Linked DNA regions of Mus musculus: regions 1 and 2 are each linked to region 3. Evidence: chromatin loops called from intact Hi-C (ENCODE). Cell type or tissue: gastrocnemius. All regions are shown on one strand.

Region 1 (2,500 bases), 500 kb after region 3:
TCAGGTAAAGTTGAATGACATTGGTGGAGAGACATCAGAAAATGAGGCTCTGATGATTAAGGGGAACAGATGCAGCCAGCAAAACAGTGGAAGAGCAACAGGTAAAGGTTCTAGTTGGAAAGAAATGCAAGGGGATTGATTGCAAATCTGAAAAGTGTGTAGGTTATAACAAATGCAGGTTGGCTTGCTGTAGGATCAGGGTAGGTGTGTTTCCTGTGAGGCTCTGTTTTAGAGGGTCTTGCGAGGTTATAAATTTCTTCTTTACTCTCTCATTCAGAGCTACCTTCTTTGTGGGATACCAAGAAAAGGTTGTGGGTGGAGCAGGATGGAAGTGGGGGTTGGGTGGAGGGGATAACTTCAGCTGCTATAGATCTCAAATGATCAGGACCAACTCTCCTTCCCTGGCACGTAATGACAGGTTTCCCTTCTGTTTGTCAGGAATCATGGGTGTTTCAACCTACCTCATTTTTAAGATCTACTGTTGGTTCTGGCTCCTAAGAAGCTACCCTATAAAGAAGAAAGTAGGGGGGATGGGGAGAGGGAAGGAAGGCCCCAGGAGTGAGGGCAGGAAACACATCCTGGCTTGAAATGTAAAAGACACAAGTTCTGTTTGCAACTCTAGAACTGACAGAGATCTTTTTTGTTGCTGCTTTAATAGGGGTCCCAAGTAGGCCAGGCTGGCCTCAGACTCTTACTACATAGTGTGAATATTCTGCCCCCAACAACCAAGTGCTGGTATTAGTATCCCAACTACACCAGGTATTAAATATTTTGAACAAATTTAAACTTTACTATGATTTGTCTTTCTGTTTTTAAATAATGTGAGGAGTGTCTGCCTGCCTTCCTTTCTTATTATATCTTATTTATTTACTTATTTATTTATTTATTTATTTATTTATATGTAAATGGGTGTGCAAGCTTGTTGTCTAACCCCTTAGGAGGCCAGAAGGGGGAGTCAGCGTCCCTGAAATAGGAGTTACAGGCACTCTGAGCTTGTGTGCAACTCCTGGGAATTGAACCCATGTCCTCTGAGAAAGCAGCCAGTGTTTTTAAGCACAGAACTTTCTGCTCCAGCCCCTGCTTTGGAATTTGATTTTTGTCTTTACATTTGATCTTAACCCAAAGGGCTAGAAGAAGTGCTTTCTTGTCTGCTAGTGGCTTTGGGGATAAAATGAGGTAACACACTGCGATAAAACAGATAGGTGAAGGTCCGTCTGAGTCAGTTCCTGATTATGTAGTCAATAATGGCTCTCACAATCGCATCATGCCCTAGGTGTTTGCGCTGAAGTGTTGGTTGGAGCAGTCTGTGTCTCAGTATCCATTACACTGACCTCTACTGACCTTTGGCAGAGCTCCTGGGACACCCTCTGTTTGGTCTGTGCTCCCCTGCCTTGCTCAGCCCTCAACATCCCTCTTGCCTGACTGTAGCTATCTGTGTAACTTTCTGTCCTTCCACCGACTTGCTCTAATGAGAAGTCCTCTTCCTCCTGTGCTTTTCCCAGTGCTTCCCTCATGCTGAAGTCTTCCCTGAGGTCTTCAGTACAGTCAGGGCTAAATCCATGTTCCCAATCTTCTACTACCCCTATCCTTCAACCTCAATGACACTTTAGTCCTTCTCTTGTTCCTCTCTACAGCAATCCTGGCTGGCCTGAAATCATGTAGTCTTTGGGGTCAGTGCAGGCACATTCTCAGCTCCCTGTTCCCATTAATCAGCCAGGAAAACCTCCCTAAGAATGATTGTGGAGATCTCTTTCTCTCAGAAACTTGTTTTTCTCCTGCAGAGAATCCCCATGTGGTGCTGCTGTATCTGTTGTGTTTTATATGGTTAGAAGAGCTTGGCATGGTGGGCGGGGCTCCTTGGTGGGCCCATGCTGAGGCATCCCTTCCCCCGAGGTACCAGCCATACAAGGGGCATAGTGTAGAATACAGTTTACTTAAGACATGGAAAAGGGGGTTGAGAAGGGGGGGGGAGGAGGAGGAGGCCAGCCAGAAGTGATTGGAGAAAGAGGGAAAGTGGAAAAGGGAGAGAGGGAGAAAGGGGTCAGGGAGAGAAGAGAGTCAGAGAGAGAGAGAGAGAGAGAGAGAGAGAGAGAGAGAGAGAGAGAGAAGAGAAGAGAAGAGAAGAGAAGAGAAGAGAAGAGAAGAGAAGAGAAGAGAAGAGAAGAGAAGAGAAGAGAAGAGAAGAGAAGAGAAGAGAAGAGAAGAGAAGAGAAGAGAAGAGAAGAGAAGAGAAGAGAAGAGAAGAGAAGAGAAGAGAAGAGAAGAGAAGAGAAGAGAAGAGAAGAGAAGAGAAGAGAAGAGAAGAGAAGAGAAGAGAAGAGAAGAGAAGAGAAGAGAAGAGAAGAGAAGAGAAGAGAAGAGAAGAGAAGAGAAGAGAAGAGAAGAGAAGAGAAGAGAAGAGAAGAGAAGAGAAGAGAAGAGAAGAGAAGAGAAGAGAAGAGAAGAGAAGAGAAGAGAAGAGAAGAGAAGAGAAGAGAAGAGAAGAGAAGAGAAGAGAAGA
Region 2 (2,500 bases), 360 kb after region 3:
CTTATTTTAATAGTCCACTAACCAAACAAAGTGGAACAAGGACTTTTCTCTTTGGAAATACCTCCTTCTCTGACAAGACACTCTGAGATGGTGTCCTGGACTGACTAAAAAGGAAAACAAAACAGAAAGGACAAAGCTGGGATTTCTTGCCAGTATCCATCTCTCCAGCTGTGGTTGTAATGCGAGCAGTTGCCTCACACTTGCGATGCCTTGGCTTTTCTGTCACGATAGTATGTACTCTCGTGGCTATGTCACGTGTGTCAAATTAAGTTCTTTAAATTGCTTTTGCATGGCATTTTGTCACTTCAGTGAGAAAAAGTAGTAGTATAGCTTCTATGTCCGGGCGGGGCAGGGCTGGGCCTGAAGTATGCCAAGAAGGTGGGGCAGGCTGCTGGAGTGGATTCAGGATGCTGAGTAAGGGAAGGCTGCAGGACCATGAGGGCCATCAGGGGGACGCAAGTGGGCCGGTTGCTTCTGAAATGTAGCCGCAGCATCCGTGGCAAGCTCCCTGCCACAGTTGTGGCTGCTAGCTGTGGGCTCCTGAGTCCGATTCATTTATCTTCTCTCTGGCTGTCTCCACTGGCTTTGCAAACCGATCTTCTAGAGTGGCATGAATCAATACCTCTCTGACTTCAGACGAGTTATAAGCTTTGGAGTTCTTCCACAGTGAACTTTCACATCTAGCCCAGAACACTCTGACACTCTGTCTTATACCACTTGGTGAGACCTTTGGTGGAAATTCAAGGTCTGGGCTTTTGACAAATTTCTTTTTTCCTTAGTCTGTTCATCGTTGGCACCTGATGGGGGCTATGATATTAGTACGGGAGGTTCCACCCTGCTTGATCATACAAACGCTAGAACATCAGTGTAAATCTCAATTCTCCCAGATCCCACCTTGACAGCCTACGTACATGAGAAAAAAGTACTTTCAAATTACCCCTGAATATACACCATCATAAAGATCCCATACATTCAAATTGCTTTTAAACAACAAACCCATAGCCTGTGAGCAGTGAAGCTATAAAAGTGTGTGAATCATCCTTCCAGAAGTCTCGCCTCCAGGCACGCCTGACACCCTTCCTTGCCGGAAACTCAACCTTCACAAAGACTGGAGGCTGCTGACAGCCTTCTGGGGAATAGATTATCTGATTCCACAGGCAGTTAAGAATAACATACAAATGTCATTTAGACGGACAATTTCTATGTGGATCAAAAGACACACTCAAGTTACTGGCTATGCTAGCCAAACCCTTTACTTCAATAATATCACAGCAAACCCACAAAACCTTTCTGGACTGAATGAGTACCAGTGTGGTGTGTGGGAGCTCTTCAGACATTCCTTCCAGGTTAGTAGATTATTTGCAATTCAGCTCTTTTACTGATGAGCATGTTATGCAACGAGCAGCAGCAGCCCAGGGGGAAAGCTAAAAGCCTGGGCTGCTTAAATTTTTCCACTGGATACTCACAGCCAGCTGGAGAGAGTGAATGAATATGCCTGGCTCTCCTGCCCTACTCCACCAAATGCCAGGGTGTGAGAGGGAGGGACACAGTGGCTAAGTTCACGGGCTCTGGTGGGAGATGCTGTGACGTTGGAGTTCTGTTGCTTTGGGGAGTCTACAGCCTGGGGGGCTTCCATTGCCTCTGTCGGTTTGAATTCTTGTTATCTCCCTGGATGATTTTTGTCTTTTTTTATGGGATGGCTAAAGATTCAGAATTAATACATGCTAGCTCAGTGCTGTTTCTGAACCAATGGGTCTATAGGCATGAGCTATTTTTTTAAAATCAAATTGTAAGTTTCATGTTTATTTTAATGCAGGCAGTGGTGCATTTTACTTTATATGTCTTTAACACAAAAGAATAGGGTTGTTTTTTTCCCAAAATTTCTAATAAAACTGACCCTTCCAGGTAAGGGGTTATGCTTTTGTTTGGCTTTGCCTAAGCTCTGGTACCCTGATGGAAAGCTTTGCCATGCTGAGGAGGAACAACTACGTTTGCCAGGAGATCCTCCCAAAGAACATGTGCTATTCCTTGTCTGGGCAATGGAGTGAAACCCAGTCCCCGCAGTTGGATCACTGTGGCAGGGAGGGATTGCCTAATTCCTTCCTCATTGCTTCTGATCTAGGGAATATTCACAGTAGTCACCCCCCAAGTCCATTGGAAAATATTCAGAGTAATCACCTCCCCCCCCCCAGCTCCATCTCATGTTTCCCTTTCTGCATCTTCAGCTACAAGTAGCCAACCACAGCTTGGTGAGAAGTAAATGATTCCAGAAATAAGTAATTTAACCAACCATAAATAGCCTGTATTGCAGTATATAGTTATAATTTTTAAAATTTTACCATTAATTATTGTGATTAATTTCTTACTTTACCTAATTTGTAAGCCAAATGTCACCACGGTACATATATGTAGGAAAAACCACATATATGTAGGGTTTACTACCATGGTTTCAGGCATGTCCTGTGGGTGGGTCATGTAATGTACCCCTTGGATAACAGCA
Region 3 (2,500 bases):
GAAAACTTATTGAGATCAATTACTGGGGTACTTGGACTGTGGTCATATCTTTGGGAATTGTCTTGATTGCTAATTGAGGTGGGCAGGTGTCTTAGACACTGTCCTATTGCTGTGAAAAGACACCATGACCAAGGCAGTGGCCGTGGTTTTGGCTGTGTGCAGAAGGACCAACATGATGGAAGGCACTGGGTGAAGGGAGGCGGGTGGGGAGGAGATTGGCTGGAGGGGTTGGTACAGCCAAACAGAGGCAAGGTAGGCTCAAATATCACAGGACTTTTGAGACAATGAGGGTCTTGCTCCCAGCCAGGAGACAATGAAGCAGCTGGAATAAAGTATTACACTCTCAATGCTCCTTCACAGCTTTAGTGGTGGTCTGTTACCTGTCACCTCAGACTGGTTCAAGGGTCTTTGAAGTGTGAAACCAGCTTAGCCAGCTTGATTTGTTCTTTCTCCTTTCTTTAACTTGTCTAGGATAGCCGAGTGCAGGGCAGGGGTCAGAAAGGAGTGAAATCAGCCCTGAACTTTGAAATGTTTGTCATGCTGTAGATGAAAAAGGCACAGGGGTGGCTATGCCCCGGGCATCCTGAGAGCCGCCTGCTGCTGCAGCTACTGTTCACATCTCTGCATTCACTTTTGCCTCTTTTGCTGGATTCTTACAGCTGTATGACAAAAGAACCAGTTACTCAAGCCACATTCAACCACTCACAAGGCAAGCGATGTTGCAGGAAGACTTTCAGCTACTGAATTTAGGATAAGGAGTGGTACTCTTAGCGGCAATCAGTGTGCACATTCTTGCTCTTGGCAGACTAACTATGGCCTTTGAACCCTGGATTCTCATTGTAGAATAATTGCTATGTGTCGGGAGACCACGCTCAGGGGAGGCAGAGCTGGCTCCCTACAGTGAGAAAGGCTCTGTTTCCCTTTGCATACATACCCACTTCTAAGAAACAGCCTTCTTCAAAAGGTATGAGTGGTTCTTTTGATTACCAGTAGATGGCGCCCAACACCCCCGTGGGAACTAAGGTCGTGGCTTCCTGTGTCTCTCCACTCCCCCGCCCCCGCGGCCTCGCCCCCATTCAGCCCCATCTTCTCCTTCTTGGGAGGGGCCTGTCCTTTCAGGTCCCAGGCAGAAAGTCACATAAAACAATTTGTGTCAGTCAGCAGATTCCTTGAAGATCGAACTGAATGATGAATGCAGGGTTGGAGGGCTCTTTTGACCTCTTTTTCTCTCTCTTTGTTTCCTGTGAATGCCTCATGGGCTGCCTACTGGCTTTGCACAGAGGACTCCTGGACTCCTTTGTGACTTTAGACCTTTCCCAAATGTTTCCCGACTGCTTCTCCTCCAGGTTCTTTCTAGCCAAGGAAAGACATTCAGAGAACACACCCTCAGCCATGCATACTCTCTACAAGCGCTCTCTCCCCCAGCTCCAAGCCCGAAGAACTCCTGGCCTTTCGGACAGAAACCTACTTTTTGTCTGTGGCCTCTACTGAGGATCTGTCTGCTCTGATTTTCAAGTAAAGAAAGCTTTGCCCAGCAGGGAAATGGGTCTTGACTTCAGACCCGATTTTCCCAAGGGCCAAGCAAGTCTCTTGGAAAGGCCAGTATCACCATGCCTTTTCTCTTTCTGACCACAGATGGACTGTCATAATATTTTTAACTTTGCTGGCTCTTTACTTCCCACTTTTGTTTTGCAGGTATCCTGTGCTGGTCCCAATGGGACACTCTGACCTATTGACTCAGTATTCAGTATCAGGACTGTAGTTGGTATTTAAAAAATAGGGCAGATGTTCCAAAAATGTGTTAGCCATGGCATAAGAAAGTATCTTTAAGACTTAGAGACAGATTAGCCAGTAAAGTGCTTGTCTTATAAGCACAAGGAACTATATTTTACCCCCAGAACTCATGGGAAAAGAAGCAGGGCTTGGTGGCTCTTGCTTCTAATACCAGCATTGGGGTGGCAGAAAAAGGTTCTGTCTCACTGGGGTTCATTGTCTAACTAGTCTAACCTACTTGGCAAGTTCCAGTGAACTACCCTGTCTCAAAACAAAACAAAACAAAACAAAACAAAACACAACAAAACCCCCAAACAACTAAACAACCAAAAAATCCCCAAAACAAACAAGGGGAGAGAGTATCTGAGAAATGATACCCGAGGTTGCACATGTAAATGCACATGCACACGCAATGCACACATGTGTGCCTGTGTACAAATAAACACACATCACAGCCATACATAAGAAAGTGACATTTCCTTCCACCCATCCCCCATCCTCTATGCCAGACAATAGGACTTCTCTTAGTATATACACAGAAACATGCAAAAATGGACTTTGTCCTCCAGGAGCCTCTGGCCAAAGGTGGAGTAGGGGGGTAAGAAAACAGACACAGAAATTCCCAGGTGAGACACACTGTAGATCTATGAAGCCTGGAGCTAAAAGGTGACATAAGAGTGGCCTGCTCCTTGTCATTCAGCAACCATATTGGGCTTTCCTGATCCCT

What was found. Peaks named below come from ENCODE experiments on the same cell type or tissue, not always from the same donor. Only the 100,000 strongest peaks of a DNase experiment are listed, where the experiment ranks them.
Region 1: a loop joins it to region 3, with 2.4 times the contacts of the local background. A loop is called at or near these places in 7 of 42 quality-filtered maps.
Region 2: it touches region 3 in a loop (3-fold over the local background); 2 of 42 quality-filtered maps call a loop at or near these places.

Annotation. Positions count from the first base shown.
Region 1 is chr12:16,012,907-16,015,406 of GRCm38, reverse strand. Gm36235 (a long non-coding RNA gene) reads left to right here. Exons shown (of 8, transcript XR_872507.1): 1 at 1-4. Among named protein-coding and RNA genes, the nearest start is that of Gm36235, 1.4 kb to the left of the region's middle. In gastrocnemius, a CTCF peak has its summit at 944 (motif pointing right); no DNase peak of the experiment used is centred here; H3K27ac peaks cover 1,361 bases.
Region 2 is chr12:16,150,214-16,152,713 of GRCm38, reverse strand. No RefSeq gene overlaps it. Among named protein-coding and RNA genes, the nearest start is that of Gm48606, 81 kb to the left of the region's middle. In gastrocnemius, no CTCF peak of the experiment used is centred here; DNase peaks (open chromatin) are centred at 429 and 1,494; H3K4me3 peaks cover 1,562 bases; H3K27ac peaks cover 2,173 bases.
Region 3 is chr12:16,508,067-16,510,566 of GRCm38, reverse strand. No RefSeq gene overlaps it. Among named protein-coding and RNA genes, the nearest start is that of Lpin1, 80 kb to the left of the region's middle. In gastrocnemius, a CTCF peak has its summit at 999 (motif pointing right); a DNase peak (open chromatin) is centred at 1,036; H3K4me3 peaks cover 360 bases; H3K27ac peaks cover 1,016 bases.